Linked DNA regions of Homo sapiens: region 2 is linked to region 1. Evidence: chromatin contacts called from ENCODE Hi-C or POLR2A ChIA-PET data. All regions are on one chromosome and are shown on one strand. The core of a region is the stretch at or near the end of the contact, and the rest is flanking DNA. Distances in the headings are between cores, read along the strand shown.

The links. A loop is a pair of places that touch in the nucleus more often than their neighbours do. ChIA-PET counts read pairs that join two places held with the same protein, here RNA polymerase II (POLR2A). Pooled maps may share reads with other maps.
Region 2: a loop to region 1 is called in a map of posterior cingulate gyrus, with 1.8 times the contacts of the local background. The contact joins two enhancer-like sites. A Hi-C loop is called at or near these places in 3 of 168 maps with a recorded cell type or tissue (GM18951, heart right ventricle and posterior cingulate gyrus) and 3 of 50 pooled maps. POLR2A ChIA-PET finds 5 or more read pairs at or near these places in 1 of 52 experiments (activated CD4-positive, alpha-beta T cell).

What each region holds. Positions count from the first base shown.
Region 1 is chr1:11,333,397-11,338,624 of GRCh38, forward strand. No RefSeq gene overlaps it. Among named protein-coding and RNA genes, the nearest start is that of UBIAD1, 63 kb to the left of the region's middle. RefSeq lists an enhancer at 444-946. Within about 2 kb of position 2,160, at least 4 of the 41 ENCODE cell types and tissues checked have a DNase peak (open chromatin) inside an H3K27ac peak, as active enhancers do.
Region 2 is chr1:11,456,452-11,461,679 of GRCh38, forward strand. No RefSeq gene overlaps it. Among named protein-coding and RNA genes, the nearest start is that of DISP3, 20 kb to the right of the region's middle. Within about 2 kb of position 2,485, at least 5 of the 41 ENCODE cell types and tissues checked have a DNase peak (open chromatin) inside an H3K27ac peak, as active enhancers do.

The sequences.
Region 1 (5,228 bases), core at 910-3,409:
ACATCCTATCTCCTTTTCCTGTTTTATTGCTTCATTGCATTTGACATTGTGAGTCTAAAATCTAAGATTTTGTCATTTATTTATAGTTTATTCTTTTCATATCTGTCTCCCCCACTGGAATGTCAGTTAGCTCCATGAGGGCAGGGACTGTGTCTGGTCATTGCTCTGACTCTGGGGCCCTGAACAGTGTGCGCCTCATAATAGGTGTTCAATAAATGTTTGCTGAATGCATGAATGCATGAACATTTCATGTTGGAGGGAGGCTTGCTTGGGGCATCCCTGCTGGGCAGCTTAGCTCCTTCCTGCCCCAGGACCTTGCTATGCCAACACTAGAAGGTGAGGAGGGGGGCAGGGAGGGAAGTGGGGATGAGGTCAGAGCTCCCAGCCTGAGTGCCACTCCTCGGGTGCTGAGCCGTGGGGGGTGACGGCCGCTCTGAGGGAGATGGATGACCTGTACTGGGTGGCTGCCCCGGGAAGCTGCTTCCTATTAATAACAGCAGTAGCACTGCCAGGAGGGGAAGGGGAGGGAGGCAGAGGCAGCGGAGATGGGATAATGCCCCTCACCCCTCACCAAGCCAGGAAAATGGCATCGTATTTTCTAGAAGACAAGAATGCCACTTTTAAAGAAAATTAGGCCAGGCACGGTGGCTCACGCCTGTAATCCCAGCACTTTGGGAGGCCGAGGCGGGCGGATCACCAGGTCAGGAGATCGAGACCATCCTGGTGAACACGGTGAAACCCCGCCTCTACTAAAAAAAAAATACAAAAAATTAGCCGGGCATGGTGGCGGGCGTCTGTAGTCCCAGCTACTTGGGAGGCTGAGGCAGGAGAACGGTGTGAACCCTGGAGGCGGAGCTTGCAGTGAGCCGAGATCGCGCCACTGCATTCTAGCCTGGGCGACAGAGTGAAACTCTGTCTCAAAAAAAAAAAAAAAAAAAAAAATTTGGCCTGGTTTGTAAATGGGTCTCTGTCTGCTCTGCAGCCCTCCCTGTGGACAACTCCTCCGTGCGTGGAGGCTTCTTCCCCGGCTGGGTGGACCCTACAGGCAGCCAGAGGGATGTCCCCCTTACCCCTCCCCTTGTCTGGGCCAGCCCCAAACAGAGGCCGTGGCTGAGAGGGAAGTGTCTGCACCCTGGGGCTGGGGAGGATGAACTTTGTCCAAACTCCTCTGACTCCTTTCTCCGAGGGTGGTTATTGGGAAACAGGAGTGAAGGTGAGTATGGGAGGGAGGAGGAGGAGGAGAAGCAGAGAGAGAACAGAGATGGTGTAGGCTGCTTGGTGGCAGACCGGGGCGTGGGCAGGAAGGCCCAATCTGGTCCCACCAGATACCTGGCTTTGCCCTTGTCCTGGGGCAGGCAGGGGGCATTGAGGAGCTGGCAGAACTGTGGACAGAAGGAGAGCGGAGCCGCTTTCTCTCCCAGCGAGAAAAGAGCCCAGTCACTCTCATTTTCAGGGGAAGCAACATGCCACACCCCCCGAGACACCTCTGTCCCCAGCACAGTAGCTCCTGATGGCTGCCCGGTGAGGATGCTGCGGGCAGGTCCCACTGTCCCCCCAGGCTCTGGCGTGCTCCCCCCAACCAAGATGCCCCAGCAGGGCCCCTAGTGGCCCAGGTCTGTGGCCATCCTGGTTCCTGTCTCCACTGTCTATCTGGAGCCCCTCTCCAAGCCTCCATCCCCCACCAGCCCCCTCCCCGCCTCACCGGGCCACAGCCCCAGCTTGGTCTCTATCTTCTCACCCAGCCCTGCCTCTCACTAGGCCTCACTGCCGCCTAGCCCTATCCCTTCTTTGGGCCCTGATCCTCTGTCCTGAGTCCTCTGGCCCCGGACACGTTATACTTCCATGACCAAGGGTCTTTGTAAATTCTTCAGGCGCTCTCCAGAAGCCCCAGTCCCCTCATACTCACAGCTCTGAACACAGCCCGGCCCTGTCCCTAAAACCCAGACAGGACCCGCATGTGCCGTGACCTCCCACTCTCCAGTGTGGCCCCTAAGAACTCAGGGTCGGGCTTGGCATTAGCCTGGAGGCCTGGAGCCTGCTCATTCAGTCCTGAGCTGACAGAGAAGGTCATTAGCAAGTTCCTAACTGGGCCACACCTCCTGGGCTGTGAGGACGGCTTGTGCCAGAGAAACATCACACTCCGTGTATCTCACTTCTTGGGGTGGTGGCACTTGGTGGTGCCGGGGACTCCCACATGTACTTGTGAGAAGTCTCAGTTCCCCATCTCCTTCTAGCCACCTCTCTGTCACCTCCCTCTGCTGGGTTGTGGAGGGGTGGGGTATGTCTCGGGGTGTCCCTGTGTGGCCTCAGGCATCATTTGTAGCTCTCCTGTGGGTTGAGGTTTCTTCTCGGGGCTCATTCACCCCGGCTCCCATAACCCTACCCCACCATTTCCTAAGCAATAACCCCGTATCAAGCACTGGGCTAAGCAGGATCTTCATGGCCTCACAAGGTGGGACCTGTCACTATTTCTGTGCTCAGCAGAGGAAATGGAGGTTCAGAGTTGTCAAGCCACTTGCCTAAGGTCACAGAGCTAAACCCTGGTGGAGCTGTGATTAGGCTATAGGTCTGGGTGGCTCCTGCCTGAGTTCCTGGGGCTCAAGTTACCCCATATCAAACTGGGAGACCCTGTGTGGTCATTTCTTGGTGCCAGAGTCTGGTTGAGGGGCACAGGCAGGGAAGCTGGGTCTGGAACAGTCTGTCAGGTTGGACACTGTGATCACCTCCCATTGAAGCAGGAGGAGGTGCAGCCACAGGCCGTTAAGTGATTGTTTATTCAAAATGAAAGGAAATCTCCCGAACAAAGCAAGAAACTCAAAGATTGAAGCGCAGGGCCTGGGTGGGAAAGAAGAAATTATCCGGTTCCTGCCCTTCCCCAGCAAAGCAGGCATGGCTAGAGCTGTCCTAGCCAGCACCAGAGTGGGCCCCTGGCCAGGCGCAATGGCTCACGCCTGTAATCCTAGCGCTTCAGGAGGCCAAGGAGGATCACTTAAGGCCAGGAGTTTGAGACCAGCCTGGGAAACTTGGTGAAACACCCCGTTTCTACAAAAAGTAGCCAGGTGCCTATAGCCCCAGCTACTCGGGAGGCTGAGGTGGGAGGATCACTTGAGCCCAGGAGTTCAAGGCCATAGTGAGCTATGATCATGCCACTGTACTTCAGCCGAGGCAGCAGAGTGATACCATATCTCAAAACAAAACAAAACAAAGCAAAAACCCAACAACAAAACAGCAGGCCCCAAGGAAGCCTGTGGCAGGGGCCTGAGGGGTGGTGCAGGTAGGGTTGGTGGGGTTTTCCTGGGTCATGCCTCTAACTAGATAATAATGATGCCTGTCTCATTGCGGTGCGGTGGGAATACAATGTGCCTATAGTATATATGTAGCGCATACTGTATATGCAGTGTATACAGTGCACATATAGTGCATTTACAGTGGACATCTAGTGCATATATGGTGTATACGTAGCGTATATATAGTGCACGTGCTGTAGTGTATATATCGTGCATATGTAGTGTACGTGTAGTGAATATACAGCGCATATATAGTACATATGTGGTGCACATATAGTGTGCATATATGGTACATAGTGCACATAGTGTACATGAAACATATGTACACGAAACATATACACACGTGCACTACATTACACGTGTGAATTACATTACACATCTATCATATATGTGGTGTACATGTAGTGGACATATAGTGCCTATGTAGCATATGAATATGTAGTGAATATATAGTGCATATAGAGTATCTATGCAGTGCATATACATGCACTATATATAACTATACGTGCATTTACACATACACTATATGTGCACTATATATTCACTACATAGGCAATCTATATGCACTTTATATTCACATATATACACTATATGTGCATTACATGTACACTACATTACACTACGCCACATTACATTACACGTGCATTACATTACACATATATATGGTCTATGTGGTGTACATGTAGTGCACATATAGTGTATATATAGTGCATATGTATATATAGTATATATACTATATATACATAGTGCATATGTAGTTTACATGTAGTGAGTAAACTGCATATATAGTACATATGTAATGCATATATATAGTGCATGTATAGTACCTATATCGTACATGTGGTGGACATGTAGGGCACATATGGCATATATAGCGTGTATATATAGTGCACGTGTGGCGCATATGTGGTGCATACACTGCATATGTAGTATATATACATACAGTGCTCAGGGACGATGCGCCTCCTGCCTGGGTTCCAGGGGCAGGCACTCTCATCTCCTCTCAGGCCCCCAGGGGGCGCACCTCCCCCCGGCCGGACGTGTTCAGGCAGCGGCTTCCCTTCAGCCCCCATGCAAGCAGGTGCTTTTTATTTAGACTGATTTATTATTGGAACAACTTGAATCAGCTTCAAAGTAAGTTAAATGAGAAGAGATCTTCACCCCTAGTCTCATAAATCAAGGGGTATTCAAAGAAAAGGGAAAACAAATCACAGAAGCCTGGAAACAGATGGGCTTTCGTGGCCTTGTATTCCTGGCCTCTCTCCTAGGGCGCGCTGGGAACCAGTCTTTCTTTCCTTCCTTCACCTGAAGAGCCTGGGTCGAAAGCTGTGCTCCTTCCCCCCTCCTCCCCCTCTTTCACCTCCTCCTCCTCCTCCCTCTCCTCCCCCTCCTCCCTCTCCTCCCCCTCCTTCCCCTCCCCTCCTCCTCCCCTACCTCCTCCTCCTCCCCCACCTCCTCCTCCTCCCCCTTCTCCTCTTCTCCCCCCCCTTCTCCTCCTTCTCCCCTCCTCCTCCTCCCTCTCCCCCTCTTTCACCTCCCCCTTCTCCTCTTCCTCCTCCTCGTCCTCCCTTTCACGGTCGCCAGGGAGAGGCTGGTGTCCCCATAGCGAGGGCTGGATTTAAGTTGAGACAAATTATCCTTCTCCCTTACGCAGTGCACATGCCCAGAGCCCCTTTCTAGCCTCAGGGCTCCTGGTGCCCTGTGGGGCAGGGGAATGTCTCCGGGCAGTGTGGTTTGGGGTTGGGAGTTGGAAGGACTGTGGTTCCTGGATGACTGTGGAGAGATGTGAATTTGGGAGTCTGGTTGTGAGGCCATCTGAGGCTGCCCAGTGTGTGGCTGTTGTGCTTTGTGTCCCTGTGTGTATGTCCTTGTGTGTATGTGTGTCCCCTTGTGTGTCCCCGTGTATGTGTGTGTCCCTGTGTGTGTCCCCATATGTGTCTG
Region 2 (5,228 bases), core at 1,235-3,734, 120 kb after region 1:
GGAGATAGAGATCGGGACTGTCCTCATAAAAGAGTGACCAAGATGAGTTTTGGAGCATGAGTGAAACAAGCTCCCTGCAAAAGACTGGCTATCTGGAGGAAGCAGGACAGGCCATCCTAGGGGTGCTGCTGGGAAGAGGAATGGTTGGTGTCTTCAGGAGGCAGGGACCCTTGGGTTCTATTCTCAGATCCTGCCTCTGAAGTCAGCTCCAAAGTTCTTGGCTCTCCTATCTGTCCCTTGCCCCTGCCTGTCCCTGCATTTTGTCCTCCCTGTTTGTGTAAGTGGGGCCACTGCCATTTTCCCAGCCACTCAATTGGAAACCACCATTTTCTCAGACTAATACCAGCTACTGCCCTCAAGGCTTTAAGAACATAACCTCATCTCATTCGCACCGCAGCCTAGGAAGTAGGCACGTGAGTTATCTCCATTTTGTGGAAACGGAGGTCTAGAGACATCATCACTCCTCCAGGGTCACCCAGCCAGCATGTTGTAAAGCTGAGAGTTTGCAAAGAAGACAGGAACAGGGAGAAGACATTCCTGGCAGGGCACAGCCTGTGCGAAGTCCCAGAGGGGAGGGAGAGCATGGCACAGGACAGTGGGTGGTGGGTGCAGCTGGGTGTGCCAGCGAGAGTCGGGGGAGAGGTGTGGTTGTGATTGGATCTCAAGTGTTTTAGAAGTGGCAACATTTCCTGGGTGTTAGGTTCCAAACCACCTTCACATCTGTCATCTTATTTGATCCTGTTCAGTTGCTGTTGCAGTAAGCAGCTCAGAGAGGTGAAGAGGTACCCGAGGATGCATAGCTAGGAAGTGGCAGAGCTGGGCCCCAGCCCTGCTGTCATGTCCCCAGCACCTTTGGGGGATGGCCAAGACCACCAGGGCACTCTCTAGGGAACAGGGTTGGACCAGGACCCCTTTGATGGGGAAGGGATGGAAGAAGGGAGAGTGGGGGCCAGGGCTCCTGTCTTGTTTTGCCCCAAGATGCAGAGACTGGAGCCGCCACACTCAGCCCTCAACACTGTGACCTTGGACTTGTCCTCCCGTCCTCTGGGCCTCTGTCTCCCTGTCTGTAAAATGACAATCTCCTACTCACACTCCAAATCTCTGTTACGGCAGCATCTCCTCCAGGAAGACCCCCTAGCCTCTGCCTCCGCATCACCTCCTCCAGGAAGCCACCATGGCCTCTCCAACCGCATTGCATGCCTTTACTAAATGCTCTTAGTGCTCCGGACTGCCATACTCTATATCCCTCACCTCACAGCGTGACTCTGTGTAATATCTTCCTAGGTCTGGATCTCGATTTGGGACCTGCCCACATTTTAGCTACTTGTCTCTGAGCCTCAATTTTCTCATCAATAAAATGGGGAAGTAACAGTGCCTACCTCATATTTCTGTTATGACGATCCAATCAGAGAGCTCATGAATAGCAGAGTGCTGGGCAGCAAATAAGCCGTCAGGAAATGTTAATAGTTTCTTAAGAGTCAAATTGTGTCCCCCAAAAAGATATGCTGGTGTCCTAACTTCCCAGGACCTGAGAATGTGACCTTACTTAGAAACAGGGTCTTTGGGCCAGGATCGGTGGCTCACGCCTGTAATTCCAGCACTTTGGGAGGCCGAGACGGGTGGATCACTTAAGATCAGGGTTCAATACCAGCCTGGCCAACATGGTGAAACCCTGTCTCTACTAAAATTACAAAAATTAGCCAGGTGTGGTGGTGCATGTCTGTAATCCCAGCTACTACTTAGGAGGCTGAGGCAGGAGAATCACTTGAACCTGGGAGGCAGAGATCGCAGTGAGCCGAGATCGCGCCACTGCACTCCAGTCTCCATTGGATGAATCCAATGACTGTTGTCTTCATAAGAGAGAAATCTGGACACAGACGTAGACAGACGGAGAACAGCACATGATGATGTGACAGAGCTTGGGGCGACGCATCTACAAGCCGGGGACCCCACGATTGCCACCACCAGAAGCTGGAGACACTCCTGGAACGGAATTTCCCTCAGGGCCTCCAGAAGGAGGCAACCCTGTCCATACCTTGACTTTGGACTTGTAGCTTACAGAACAGTAATAGAATAAATTTCTGTTGTCTACTGTTTGTGTTAACTTGTTCCAGCAGCCCTAAGAAACGAATACACTGTTATTTCAACGCAGCAAAGCGAGCGCGGTTCTGGGTATACAGTGGTGCCCAATAAGCTCCACTCCCTCATTGCTGACCCTCTGCCTTCACTATCCTCCACCCCCACTCCCCTCCCCACTGGCTTCTCAGGCCAGGTCAGTCTGGGCTGGGGGGCACCTGCTGGGCCAGGCAGGCAGAGCAATTCCTGTGCCCTGGCTGAGGCCTGCGGCACCTCATTACCAGGCAGAATGTACCTCGATTTCACCCATGACTGGCACTGAAAAGCAGCCCTGGCTGGTGTCATGGATGGGCCAGAAGCTGCTCCGGGCGCCTCCTGCCCCCTCCTGGGCCTGGCAAATCTCTGAAGCACCCAGAAGCTGGCAGGCAGCACGCTCCACAGCTGAGCCACACAGATAAACCTCAACAGGCGCTGGGCTGTTCGGTCCTGGAGCAAACATCAGGAAATTAATAGGCCTTTCTGTGGGCAGCGCCTGGCCTGGCCCCCACTTCCCCCTCACTCCCGCCTGCCCCCCTCCCCTCATCCCAGGCTTTGTTTCCTTTTTCCCTTTGTTTCCTGTTTGCGATAAACACGATTCATGCCAGTCCAGCCGGGCCCCGTCACCAGCTCAAGGCCAGCCGTATTTCTCAGCAATGAGCCCCGAGCTGGCTGCAGTGAGGATCTGGGCCATGGACACAGGCGTGAGGAAGGGGCACTGTGGGCAGAGACAGGGCTGATGTGGGGGCGCCAGCAGGGAGCAGGGTGCCGGGTCTCTGTGAAGTGCCGCTGAGCACTGGGCACTGAGGGGAACTCAGAGAAGCCACCATGGCCAGACCCTCCCTATCTGGGCACAGCTGTGCCCACCCTTCCTACATGGACATAGCTTCCTGAGGCTGCTGTAACAAAGTGTCACACACCAGGCGGCTTAGAGCAACAGATATGTATTCTCTCGCAGGTCCGGAAGCCAAAAGTCCAAGCTCAAGGTGTCAGCAGGGCCATTCTGTCTCTGAAGGCCCAAGGGAAAGCTCCCTCTGGCCTCTTCCAGCTCCTGGTGGCAGCGGCCACCCTTGGCATTCCATGCCTGTGTGGCTCCAGCCTCCGCCTCTGTCTTCACACAGCCTTCTCTTCCCTGCGTCCCTCCCCTTCTTGTAAGGACTCCAGTCGTATTAGGACCTAATCTTAACCAATGTTAAGTAAGACCTAATCTTAACTAATGACATCTGCAACGATCCCATTTCCAAATAAAGGTCACATTCACAGGTACTGGGGGTCAGGAGTTCAATACATTTCTTTTTGGGGACAGAATGCAATGCATCCCAGCTGCTGAGGCTCCTGGTGGCATCTCTCATCACCGCCTGTCACACCTCAGCCATCCAGCCATCCTGGGCACCTGCAGCTTCCTAGTTGTGACTGGCTCTTCCTGGTCTCTGGGCCTCCGTCTGTGCTGTCATCCTCCCTGGATGCCTGACCCTACCATTGTCCAGTTGGTATACGACCCCTCATCTATCAAGATTAAGCTTTGCTGGCTGGGCGCGGTGGCTCATGCCTGTGATCCCAGTACTTTGTGAGGCTGAGGCGGTGGGTCACCTGAGGTCAGGAGTTAGAGACCAGTCTGGCCAACATGGCGAAACCCTATCTCTACTAAAAATACAAAAATTAGCCAGGCGTGGTGGCAGGTGCCTGTAATCCCAGCTACTCAGGTGGCTGAGGCATGAGAATTGCTTGAACCCGGGACGGGGAGGTTGCAGTGAGCCGAGATCACACCACTGCACTCCAGCCTGGGCAACAGAGCGAGATTCTATCTCAAAAAAAAGAAAAAAAAAGATTAAGCTTTGCCGTCTCTCCTGGGAGCCGTCACTGACCCCTGGCCTCCAGGCCCCTAAATGCCCGGTGCTCACCTGCACTGCAGCTCACACCTGCACAAGGGTCTTTACCCATTTCCCATGCCTCCCCAGGCCCTAAGCACACGAGCTCCAGGCAGGCAGGGTCCATGGCTCCCCTCTGCCTCCCCAGCATGGGATGCACATACTTGCCCAGTAAACGAATTCTCGGATGAAGAATAATTGAGCACTTCCTGTGTCCCCATGCCAGCCACTGTTCTAAACCCTTTACCTGCCTTAACTCATTTAATCCCAATATTAATCCTATCAAGTGGGTGCCATTGTTAATTCCATTTTACAGATGAACAAACCAAGCTCGGAGTGGTTAAGCAACTTGTTCAAGGTCTAGTGATTGATAAACTGTAGAGGCTGTGATTTGAATCTGGCAGCGTGAAGGATTCCTCAAAGGGCCACGCACTGAGGGGCAGAGAGAGCTTCCCTAGTGTCCCGGATCCATGCTCCAGGGCCCAAAGTGAGGCTCAGAGCGTCGGTGCTGTGGGAAGCCAGGGTCTAGAGATGTGGTCCTGGACTAAGGAGATGGCGTGGTCTTGCATGTCACCATGCTGGGGCCCTTCATCTTATCCCTGAGACTGTAACCTCCCTGGGGGCAGGGGAGGACCATGATTCCTCCTGCATCTATCTCCCCACCCAGTTCTGGCAGAGCCCTGCCCATAGTAGGCAGAGCCTGGCATCTCCAGGTAGGAATCCTAATCCTGGTTCTGCTGCAAGCTGTGTGATCTAGGAGTCACTTCTCTCTGGACCTCTGGGTTCTTCTCTGTCACTCTAGAGTAGCCATCAGTGGGGCTCAAGAGGAGACAGCCTAAAAATGCTCTAACTCAGCACGGGAAGGAGGAAAGCTCGGCTTTGGGGTTGGACCAACTGGTCTTTGAGTTCCAATGCTGTGTGACCTTGGCCCAGAACTCTCTGGGCTCTCTTTTTCTCATGTATAAGATGGGGCAGACAATGAAGGATACTATGCCAGACAAGTGGGGAGCAAGTCCAAAAAGCCAGCAGGCAGTCGCTAGTAGCCACGATACCTCCTGGCCTCTTCCTCCCATGGTGCTCAATACTGTCCTCCATGGGATGATGGGCGCAGTGCTCCTCATTTCCTTTGCATGTAACTCACTTACTTAAATTTTAACTTTTTTTTAAAGAAATGAAGGAAAACACAGTTAAACAGCCATTTAGAATCATGACTCCATAATCCAGGAATTCTCTTTCCAACACAATCTG